2 separate regions of the Mus musculus genome follow, and region 1 is linked to region 2. The links are chromatin loops, found by intact Hi-C in ENCODE. Cell type or tissue: gastrocnemius. All regions are shown on one strand. Each heading gives the region's core, and the rest is flanking DNA. Links, peaks and the distances in the headings are about the cores only.

The links. Peaks named below come from ENCODE experiments on the same cell type or tissue, not always from the same donor. Only the 100,000 strongest peaks of a DNase experiment are listed, where the experiment ranks them.
Region 1: a loop joins it to region 2, with 5 times the contacts of the local background. A loop is called at or near these places in 20 of 42 quality-filtered maps.

The regions. Positions count from the first base shown.
Region 1 is chr6:84,910,383-84,915,757 of GRCm38, forward strand. The region is part of intron 6 of Exoc6b (exocyst complex component 6B); the gene reads right to left. Among named protein-coding and RNA genes, the nearest start is that of Exoc6b, 160 kb to the right of the region's middle. In gastrocnemius, for the core only: a CTCF peak has its summit at 2,250 (motif pointing left); a DNase peak (open chromatin) is centred at 2,261.
Region 2 is chr6:84,404,651-84,410,025 of GRCm38, forward strand. No RefSeq gene overlaps it. Among named protein-coding and RNA genes, the nearest start is that of Gm10445, 16 kb to the right of the region's middle. In gastrocnemius, for the core only: a CTCF peak has its summit at 3,332 (motif pointing right); DNase peaks (open chromatin) are centred at 3,349 and 4,058.

The DNA of each region.
Region 1 (5,375 bases), core at 91-5,090, 510 kb after region 2:
AAGGAGGAGGAAAAGAAGAAACAACAATAACAACAACAACTTGCGTAATCTGTTTAAGCCCATAGTATTCCAGAAACATTTCTCCATAAAACCTAGGCTTTCTGTACCATGCCAAGGTGCAAGATTTGAAGCTCATGACTTCTTATAAATCAATATATTTCTCTTCCATGCCAAGCTGAAATTAGTTCATGAGAAAATAAGTGTCACTGAATCTAAATGAGATTAAGGAATTCAAGATAAATCTTCATATTAGAAGTTAGTTAAGACTCTGGTCAAATGAAACAACTATAACAGGCCAGAAAAACTAGAACTATGTGAGCTAGTTTCAACCAAAACAAAGTAAAAAAGAATCTACATTCCAGAGATTTGAATCAATGCACAAACTTGTTTCTCTGCATATTATCCATTGACATTCTGGGTTCACTTACATCAAATCCATGCCTTCAGTAACAAACTAAACTAGAGCAAGCATTCACAAACAATTCAGGTCTATACAAAAGGCGAGCATTCATGATCTCAGGTTAAGTACAGCATTCTTTCTACACCTCTCAGTGAGACAGCACTGCACCTACTACAGACCACACACCAAGGACTCAGGAATTGGGATCTCCACGCCTTCCTATTCCAAAAAGCAGATTTTCAATTGCAAAGTGGCTGCTTGTTCCCTTCTTTTTCTACTTTCTTTCAGAACACCAAAGTGAGAATTATAGGGTCAGCTTTTTTTGGGGGGGAGGTGGTTTTTTGTTTGTTTGTTTTTTGTTTTGGTTTTTTTGAGACAGGGTTTCTCTGTGTAGCCCTGGCTGTCCTGGAACTCACTTTGTAGACCAGGCTGGCCTCGAACTCAGAAATTCTCCTGCCTCTGCCTCCCAAGTGCGCCACCAAGCCCAGCAGTGTCAGCTTTGTAACACAGAGTAGTCAACTCTGGTCAAATATACTAAAAGCAGGAAAAGTAACAGATCATTGTAACAACTCAAATAATGATGAGAACCAAGTGTGGTACTAGTGCACACGGGAGACAACTGATTTGTCAATTTGCGAGCTGAACATGATAGAGAAGAAATGAAATGAGAACAACTCAAAGTATTCTGGTCTTGATAGCTAGACAGTGAAGCTACCTTCAGAACAGAGACCATGAAAATTATGGGCTAAATGAAGAATCATTAAGGTGATACCATGAACCTGCTGGATACACAGGTAAAAATGGCATAAAAACACTAAACAAACAAAAAATGGGAATGGGTCTAGGGAAGTGGGGGGGGAGGGTATGGGGGACTTTTGGGATAGCATTGGAAATGTAATTGAGGAAAATACTAATAAAAAAATATTTTAAAAAAACACTAAACAATGATTCTCTCAAATTGAAAAAAAGAAATTCTTTCCCACTGCAGGAAGCCTCATTCCAGACACCTAACACACACACACACACAGAGAGAGAGAGAGAGAGAGAGAGAGAGAGAGAGAGAGAACAAGTGAGATACAAGTTTCTACATGAATGCAGCAGATGACAAATGGAGTCTGTATGAGAATGTGATCTGGCCCCTAAAATTACAGGATAACCTACCAGAAAGAGGCAGGGGGTTGCACATAGCCATAGCATTACCTAATGTGAACTGCCACTGTCAAGTGTCGGTACCTATGAAGCATCCTACGCACACCATTAAGCAAAGGCTTCTTGTGGAATGCACCTCTCAGCTCCAAGACACCTTGCAGTAAGATTCAGAGTTCAAAAGGAAGACTCTCTCTTGTGAGGCTATGCCAATGCCTGGCAAATACAGAAGTGGATGCTCACAGTCATCTGTAAGATTGAACACAGGGCCCCTAATGGAGAAGCTAGAGAAAGCACACAAGGAGCTGAAGGGGTTTGCAACCCTATAGGTGGAACAATAATATGAACTAACCAGTACTCCCAGACCTCGTATCTCTAGCTGCATATGTAGCATAAGATGGCCTAGTCGGCCATCACTGGGAGGAGAGGCACTTGGTCTTGCAAACTTTATATGCACCAGTACAGGGGAACGCCAGGGCCAAGAAGTAGGAGTGGGTGGGTAGGGGAGCAGGGTGGGGGGAGAGTATAGGGGACTTTTGGGATAGCATTTGAAATGTAAATGAAGAAAATATATAATAAAAATTGAAAAGAAATAAAAGAGGAAGATTTATAACAAGAAAAAAAATGCCTAATGCCTTTAAAAAAAAAAAAGAACACGCAAAACCCAAAGGCACCTGCATTTATTGACACAACACTGACCTCTAGTGGTTCAGAGTTCACAAACGACCTCAGAAACTGAGGAGTGCAAAGGCTGAGTAGTAATGGGGGAGGGGGGGAGGAACAGGGTTTGGGATTTTTCAAATTTTTGTGATATAAGAAATCTTTCTCATCCAAACCTTGAAATTTACTGATTCCATAACCAAAGCATGTTTGCTTTGCTTCTCTTGCAATAGTCTCATCTAGTAACAACCAACAATCAAATATACCTAGTAGTATCAGCAAGATTGAACAAGTGCAAATGAAAGACCTTGAACTGAAACAAAACAAAATACCCTGGCTGCCTTCCTCTAACAATGACAGGAACCTACGCCACTGTGGACTGTGGAAGCATGAGCTCCCTAGCACTGCTCGGATGCAGTCCCTGGAGCACCTGCTGCTGCAACACATTAGAACCCCAGCACTGCATCAGTATCAGCAGCAAGCACAATGCATACACACAAGACACTACTACCGACCCCCTAAGCCTCATCCCTCATTCTGGCTTTATCAGAAATCTGGGCTACAAATCCAGAAGAAAATGAACACAACCTCAGGGACTCAGAAGACATTCAACTGTCAACCCCAGGGCTTTCCTAACTCCATAAGAAATAACAGCAACCCTCACACAGGACAGGTAAAGATATCCCTGACTGGTTGCTGCAGTAGCTGGTTCCACAAAACTCCTCAGAAAGCCTGACAAACTAAGGACCCAGACCTCCAAGAACTAGACCATACACTGACTCCTCGGCTCTCTTTTCAGCCCTAACCTTTATTCCTGACTCTCTAGATCTATTGCTGGATGATAAATCTCATATCAGACTCCTCATTCCTTCAAAGAAATAAACACTGAAATGCGATTATTAGCCTATTCTGAGTCTAAAGCCTAAAGGACAGGTGATGCAAGAGAGAAAGAGAGAGAAAGAGAGAGAGACAGACAGACAGACAGACAGACAGACAGAGACAGAGAGGCAGAGACACAGAGACAGAGAAAGATCTTCCATGAAAGGACTGCAAAGCAGTGAACTTCATCTGGAATTTGGCATCTCCAACGTCATAGTCAAACAAAAAGATGGGAAAATAGAACAGTAATCAAAAGAGAGAAAAAGGTATTGCAAGATCACAAAAAGCTACTTTCATGGACTCTGCACAGAAGTGTGCTATTATGTCATATCTAAAGCCATTTTTGGTAAGATTACACTGATTACAAAGGATGTCCATCCATAGGAGAAAAAAAGTATGATTATAATGCCTTGGCACTTTTCTTTTTTTATTACGAAAGGTGCTCACTATCCACTTTAAAATTAGTCACTAAACATCAAAGAAAGCACTAATGGAATTCAAAGGTAATGCAGAAAGTAGGCAACATAACTATAATCTGTGCACCTCAAAGGGATTAACAACCACAATTTAAGAAAGTCCTGTGACTCGACGACAACAACAACAACAACAACAACAACAACAACAACAACAAAATAATAAAAATGAACAAAGGACTTGAATAAAAACTTCTCTAAGCAAGCATGTGAAAGAAGCTGAAATCATTACTTATGCTGGGTAATCTTGACTAACAGCTTGATTGAATTAAGAGGTGATTAAAAGACTAGTACAGCAAACATCTAGGGGTGTATCTGACAGTATTTCCAAAGAGGACTAAATCCTAAGTGCTCTTTCCTAATGAATGGATTTATGCCTAGATAAATTTATTATGTGATGAAGGTAAAAAAGAAGCCTGGCTAGAGGACCAAAAGTCATTGAGGCATACCCTCAGATTCTAAATACCAACAAGCCTAACGCCAGCCCTATACTTTCTTTTCCTGCTTCCTAGACATCATGTTGTGAAGATCTCTGCTCCTCCACATCAACCCCACAATAAAGAGAGAAAACTCTAAAACCAAGAGCCAAAATGAGTAATTTCTTTTTTGAATGGTTCTTATCAGGCACTATGTCACATCAGTGAGAAAAATAATCAATATGACAATGACTGCGGAAATATAAACCAAAAAAAGCTGCAAAAAGACATCATCTCGAACAGCACTGCAGCTCCTCAAAGTAAGGACCAGCAGAAGGAGCTGTGGGAAAGAGTTTATCAGGATCACAGAGATACCGCAAATACCAAGGGATAAAGATGACAGTGATAGTCACTAAAGAAGTATGATAGATAACAACAATAATGTAATGCTAACTTAAAAATTAAGGAAATCTTCTGGCATGATACAATAACAAATTACAAGGCTATAGTGCAGTTCAAAGAGAATGAAGAAGCACAGCAGGCCCAGAACTGAATACAACAGAAACGATGGCTTGAAACATTTCAAACCTATAACTGCCGTGTTAAGAGCTTTAACTGAAAAGCACATAACAAACATGAACAAAAAGCTAAAGTAAGCAGACAGAAGAAAATTCTAAGAAATAACCAAAGCAGAAATGCCAGAAATCAAAAACTCAAGGCAAACAAGAATGCCTTTGATGGGCTCCTTAGCAGACAGTACACAAGCAGAGAACAAGATCTCTGAGCCAGAGATAGAAGAACAAAAAATTTAAAACTAATATATATCCGAATATCCAAAAAGAAAACATCAAGATCTGGGAGGCAAAAACAAAAGATAAAACCCACATGAGAGGAATAGCAGAGGAAGAGGAGACCAGGGAAAGCACGAGCAATGGAAAGGCGTGACTGAGTCTCCACAGACTGATGCCCCACACCAAACCACACATTCAAGGACACCAAACCCCATGTTATTCAACAGGTAATATAAAGCTAAAACCGCCACACTTAAGCATTAAACTTCAAAAAAGTCAAATATAAAAACTCAAGGCAGATCCCAGAGCAAACAAACAGTTTCTCTAGAGAACAAAATAATCACACTTGTTTTCTCATCGTGGACCATTTAATCAAGACTATAAGCTCTATGTGTAGAATGTGACATGCAGCATTCTGTAGCAAACTGAAAAGAAGTCTGAAAACAAGTTGTTGCAGGAGCAATGAGCCACCAGCAATGTCCTCTCCCCTCTTCCCCTCCTCATATATTCACATTAAAAATGATATAACATATCTACATACCTTACTAGACATAGCATTGAATGAAAAAATGATGTGAAAGAAAGCCATATCGTGATTTAAACATTCTGT
Region 2 (5,375 bases), core at 321-5,320:
AAGATATACCCTATCTATACTGGTGGTAGAGCCATCCCCAACTATGAAAAAAAATGAGGAATAAAATTGCAGATAGACAGAGAGAAAGAGTATGGGACAGACAAGATATTCTGGGAGTAGAGATGGCTCAGCTGTTAAGGGCAATTGCTGCTCTCTTGAAGAACCTTGATTTGATTCCTAGCACCTGAGTTAGGAGTCTCCCAATTGCTCTAACTCCAATCCCAGGGACTCCGATGCCCTCTTCTGGACCCTACAGGCACTGCACTCAAGGACATGTCGATGTAGACATACTACTAACTAAAGATTTAAAAGGAAAACTGCAGTCCAAACTTTCACCGTCTTGAAATACCTAAGGACATTCATCCCAGTGTTTTTTTTTTAAATAGTCATGTAAAGTAAAAGCCAAGAACAACAACAACAACAAGGAGCTGCTCGATTATGTTGTAGAAAACATTAATGAAATGGAGGAAAGCTTAGGTTTTATATGCAAGAGGAGAGGGTGAGATAAAAAGCAGAAACAGGGATGGTGGGGGGTTCAGCTGGCAAAAGCACTTGTTGCCCACGCCTGGTGAACGGAGCTCTATTCCCAGAATCACGGAAGAAAAAGAAAAGATGTTCTGGGTGCAACCCCAGCACTCTTGTGGCAGTATGGGAGGCAGAGACAAGACATTCACTTAGAAGCTCTGGGCCAGCTAATGTGTAAAAAAAAAAATACAGGGCAGGGGCAGAAGCAAGAGAGCCCCTGCCTCAACAAGTAGAAGGTGAGAATTAACTCTTGAAAATTATCCTCTGACCTCCACATGTGCAGTGTGCATCGAGCCTATGTGCATACCCCGCCCCACCCATGCACACGACCATAGGCTTGTGCTATGGTTTGAATATCACATGTTTCTAAAAGGCTCATACATTGGAAAACTTGATTCCAAGATAATGGCACCTTTTTTTTTTTTTTGAAGGATGTGGGGCATTTGGGAATAGAACTTTGCAGGAGAAAGTGGGCCACTGGGGGGGGGGGGCAGGCCTTGAGGTGTTCTAGCCTGGTCCCACTGTAGGTGCAGAGGGATCAGCCATCACTGTGACTTCCTCTTCCTGATGGACTGCATCCACTTTCAACTGTGAGCCAAAAATAAGGCCTTCCTCTGTCAAGTTGCTTCTTGTTAGATGTTTTAGCCCAGCGTTTAGTAACCACTACAGCCTGGAAGCTACTGTACCACAATGTTCACAAAGTGATTTGCAAGTATGGGTTTTAGTGTAGCTTTTATTTAAGGTTTGTGCAAAAGAGGAGAGAGGGGGAGGGGGAGAGGGAGGGAGGGGAGAGAGAGAGAGAGAGAGAGAGAGAGAGAGAGAGAGAGAGAGAGAACGAACTATAGAATAAAAGAGACATGCTGCAAGTGGATGAAACAGTAGAAGACACAGGCTCTTCTTAAAGGTTACCTCCAGGGAGCACTCCACCTTGAGACGAGGGCCAGCCCTATATTCTGATGATGGTTTTCATAGGGTACCTCCTCACTCCTGGTCTTCCCTCTCATCCCCACTCAAAGTGCTCAGAAGTCTAAGATAAACTGACATGCTGTCTCCAGAGCAAAGCCTGCCACAGCCCCACCAGGCATCTTGGATGGCAGCCTGAGGGAGTCCCAGGGCATCCAGATCCCCCAAGTCTGGCTCGGACAGCACTGGCCCCGGATCTGTAGCTGGACACAGACAACAAGACCCTGTCTCCCAGCGTTCAACTGCTCTGAGGTATGTACAAGGACAGCTAGCCACAGGAAGTGGTGACAGAAGTTAACAGAAACGAAAAGGACCCATGTGAGGAAGCCACGTCTTTCCTTCCCAGACCCCGTTTTCTCTCCCTGGGCTGTGTTCAAACCCTGCTGTCTTTGGAGGGAAATCCATCCCATGTGTTTCTTATTCATTTCCTCTTAACTCATCCGAATCCTGTTTTGAAAGAGGCTATTGGATGGGCTACAAAGCTGTAGCAAAGCTCTCTGCTGCCACGCCTGCTTGTGGACTCACCAAATACCCTCCTAATCCATCAGGCTGTGGGGAAGACTGGCCCAGTATCTTCCTGCTCCCTGGTCTCTGCCCCTTGGAGTCCTTCCTCACCACTTCTGCCATCTGGTGAGCTCTGGGGCTGGAAACCTACATGCCCATGGGGGATGAGACTGTGAGCTGGGCAAGACCAGACATGTGAACCTGAATAGAAGATATGGGGTTCAAACAAAGTTGCCTAGAGCATCTAGGGATACCTAGAGCAGAGTGTGACAGAGCATAGCTGGCCATAGGAACCTCTGGAGGGGCACTGTACACCCCTCCTGTACATCCTCACTGTGCTGTACAGTTGAGCACTGGAGGAAAGGGGTGTCTTCCCAAACCCATGGCCAGAGTCTGAATCTCAGCCTTCTAAGAGTGAATTTGAAGGATGAGACCACATTCCAGTAGAACGTGACAATTGGTTCCTATCCTCGTGGTCTAGAAGGTTCTAATGGATCTGCTGAGGCATGCCCAGTGTAAGGTATGGAGGCATAAGCAAGTTGTCCTGAGAAGACATTTGGAAGTAATTAATTCAAAAGACATGAAGCGTGCCAGAGCCAGAAAGGACCTTAGAGACTGTTATGTTCCACCCCTAGTCTCTGCCGTATTTCTATAGATCCAGCCCCCGATTAAACCCCCCACCTCAGAAGGTTTTGAAGAAGCCTAGACACCTCCAACTTCTGCTTTTGAAAAATCATTGGGCAGTAGCAAAAGGCCAAACCTACATCAGGCAACGCCTAAGGTGAAACCCAAAGGGAAGCCGGGATAGATAGGGATGAAGGAACCCGAGTCCTTCTGTGTGACCATCAACACAGACTGGACCTCTTCTGCAGCATCTCCCTCTTCTCATAGTCACTGGCAAGGACAAATTCTTCCGAACCTGGTAAGAAGGTGTATGCAGTCGGGGACCAGAGGCAAATGGTATCCTGTTGGAAACTCAGGGTGCAACTGAGGTGGCTGGAGACAGTAGGGAAGACGAGGGACAGTGTCAGAACTATTTTGTAGAGAGCTTCTGTAAGTTGTTGTCATGCAGCTAATAGTGTGAACACCAGAGTCTGTATCCTCCTGTCTTTAAAATCCATGCAACCACAGGCATAGCTGGGGGTGGGGGAGGGGGGGAGAAGAGATACTAAAGAAGGGTCTGTGCTAACAGTTGCTCAGGCTACATCATCAAGGAGACGGGCACAGAGTTGGGAGAATAGGAGGAACATGGCTGCTCACGACTGGAAGGAAGACAGACCACAGCTGGGCAGTAAGTAGCAGCCAGTTGGGGGTCTCGGCTGCCACAGCCTTAATGGTCTGTGTCGGTTGCACTCAGAAGCTACCAGCAGGTGGCAGTATTTCAGAACAAGAAGGTTAGGACTGGTGGAGAGATTCTGGTCCTTTGCGTGCCAGGAATGTTTGTCAGTATCTCATGGAAGCATTATTGGATGATCGTTAGCCCCATTTTACACATGAGAAGAAGGTTTAGTAGCTTTCTTGAGGAAACAAAGCACAAGAACCAAAAGTCTAACCCCGCTGTCTAACTCCAAATCTAAGCTGGCTACTGAAGAGCATAATTCATCCCATTTGCATTCCACTAAATTTCCACCGTGTAGTAAGATCATGATAGAACTTGATACTCAAAGCTATTTAGACCACACCCCTACTCCAGGAACCAGACAGCCTATTGATTTCACCAATGACAGATTGTGATACCCGGTGACCATGGTTATGGGTACACCCAGGGCAACAGTTAGCAAGCACAGTGGTCCCAGGCTTGGTCCTGGCTCACACATGCACTGGCTGGGTGGCCTTGGGTATATCAATTGCTGTCTCAGGGCTTCTGTGTTTCCATCTATGTGTGACTGAATATAATGTCAGCCTTTGGAGAACATGGTAAGAGAACACATTTGAAAAATTGGCCATGGAGTTGGTAGTGTGTTTTACTGAAACAGCAAATATCAACTATGACAAGCAACAGGAGCCAGACGGGTAATTAAAACGTGTTTACCAGGCTGGACAGTTTGGCTGGCAGAGGGGAGCATGGCTTACAGCCAGGAGAATAACATGGGTGTGGAGACTTGATAGCCCACGATTCCCAAGATGACACGGTGGTGGGTAGGCAAGGAGCTCAATAACCCTCTTTGTTCCTAGAAATCCGGACATGACAGTGTGTCTCAGGACTGGGGAATATAAACCCTCATGCATTTCAGACTCAACCAGACTCAAGTAGATAGAGTATTCATGGTCATGAGTGTGGTGTGTGTGTGTGTGTGTGTGTGTGTGTGTGTGTGCTCATGTAGGTGCATGCACACATATGTAGAGTGCACGTGTATGTCTTTGCATGTGCTATGGAGTCTAACAGTTGGAAACCAGTGTCCCCCATCATTCCCCACATCATTTTTTAGGCAAGGTCTCTCACTAAATTTGGAGTTTATTAGTCTGCTAAGCAGGCTTCTGGGACTCCGGAGATCCAACTATCTCTACCGCCCAACCCTGCCTCCCTACCGAGCATCTATATAGGTACTAACATTCTGAATTTAGGTCCTCATGCCCATGGGACAGGAACATCAACTGGGTAGTCTCTAATCATTATGGTATCATTATCATAAAAAAAAAGACAACAACACACACACCCGCGAAACAAAACAAAACAAAAACAAACAAACAAACAAAACAAAAACAAAAACAAAAAACAAAAACTTGCAAACCCACTATGTACCCAGCATTAGCCCTGGCCAGCTTTGTTCCTTGCCACATTCTCATGTCATCTCTGGTACTTCTTCAGACACTGCTCTGACCTCACCTGAGCCAAGCCCCTTGACCCCCTTCCCATCAGCCCCTTACAGGCCCACCCCCAATCTCTGCCTGGCACAGGGCAGCAGCATGGCTCCTGTCAGGAGTTCCTAATTTGTTCGACTCCAGTCTCTCCATCTGTGGTTCCACCATGAGGAGAGGAGGACCCAGCTGGGAAGATGGTAACAAGACTATTTATGGCCTCCTGGATATCTGAAATTAGTCGGAGGAGGAGAGCTGGAGAGCGGCTGAGTCCAGGCCTCAGGGTCTGCAGGCAGGTGTCATTGGAGGCCACTCTCAGAGGGGAGAGGAGAGGTTCTACAACTACAGGGCCTCGCAGCCTCTTCTCCCCACCTTCACTTCTGCTTCCAAGTCTTCAGAAGTGGCAGCAGAGACACCTTTGTGCTCGGCCCCAAGCTCTGCATGCCCCAGCCTTGCTTTCCGACTTCTGGTCTTCTTCTCCAGAAGAGATAGAAACAAAAACAAGTGGCTCTTCTGGGTAGGCGGGGATGATGGGCAGCCCTCTCTGCACAGAGGTACATTCCTTCCTTTGACCCTCAGCCCCT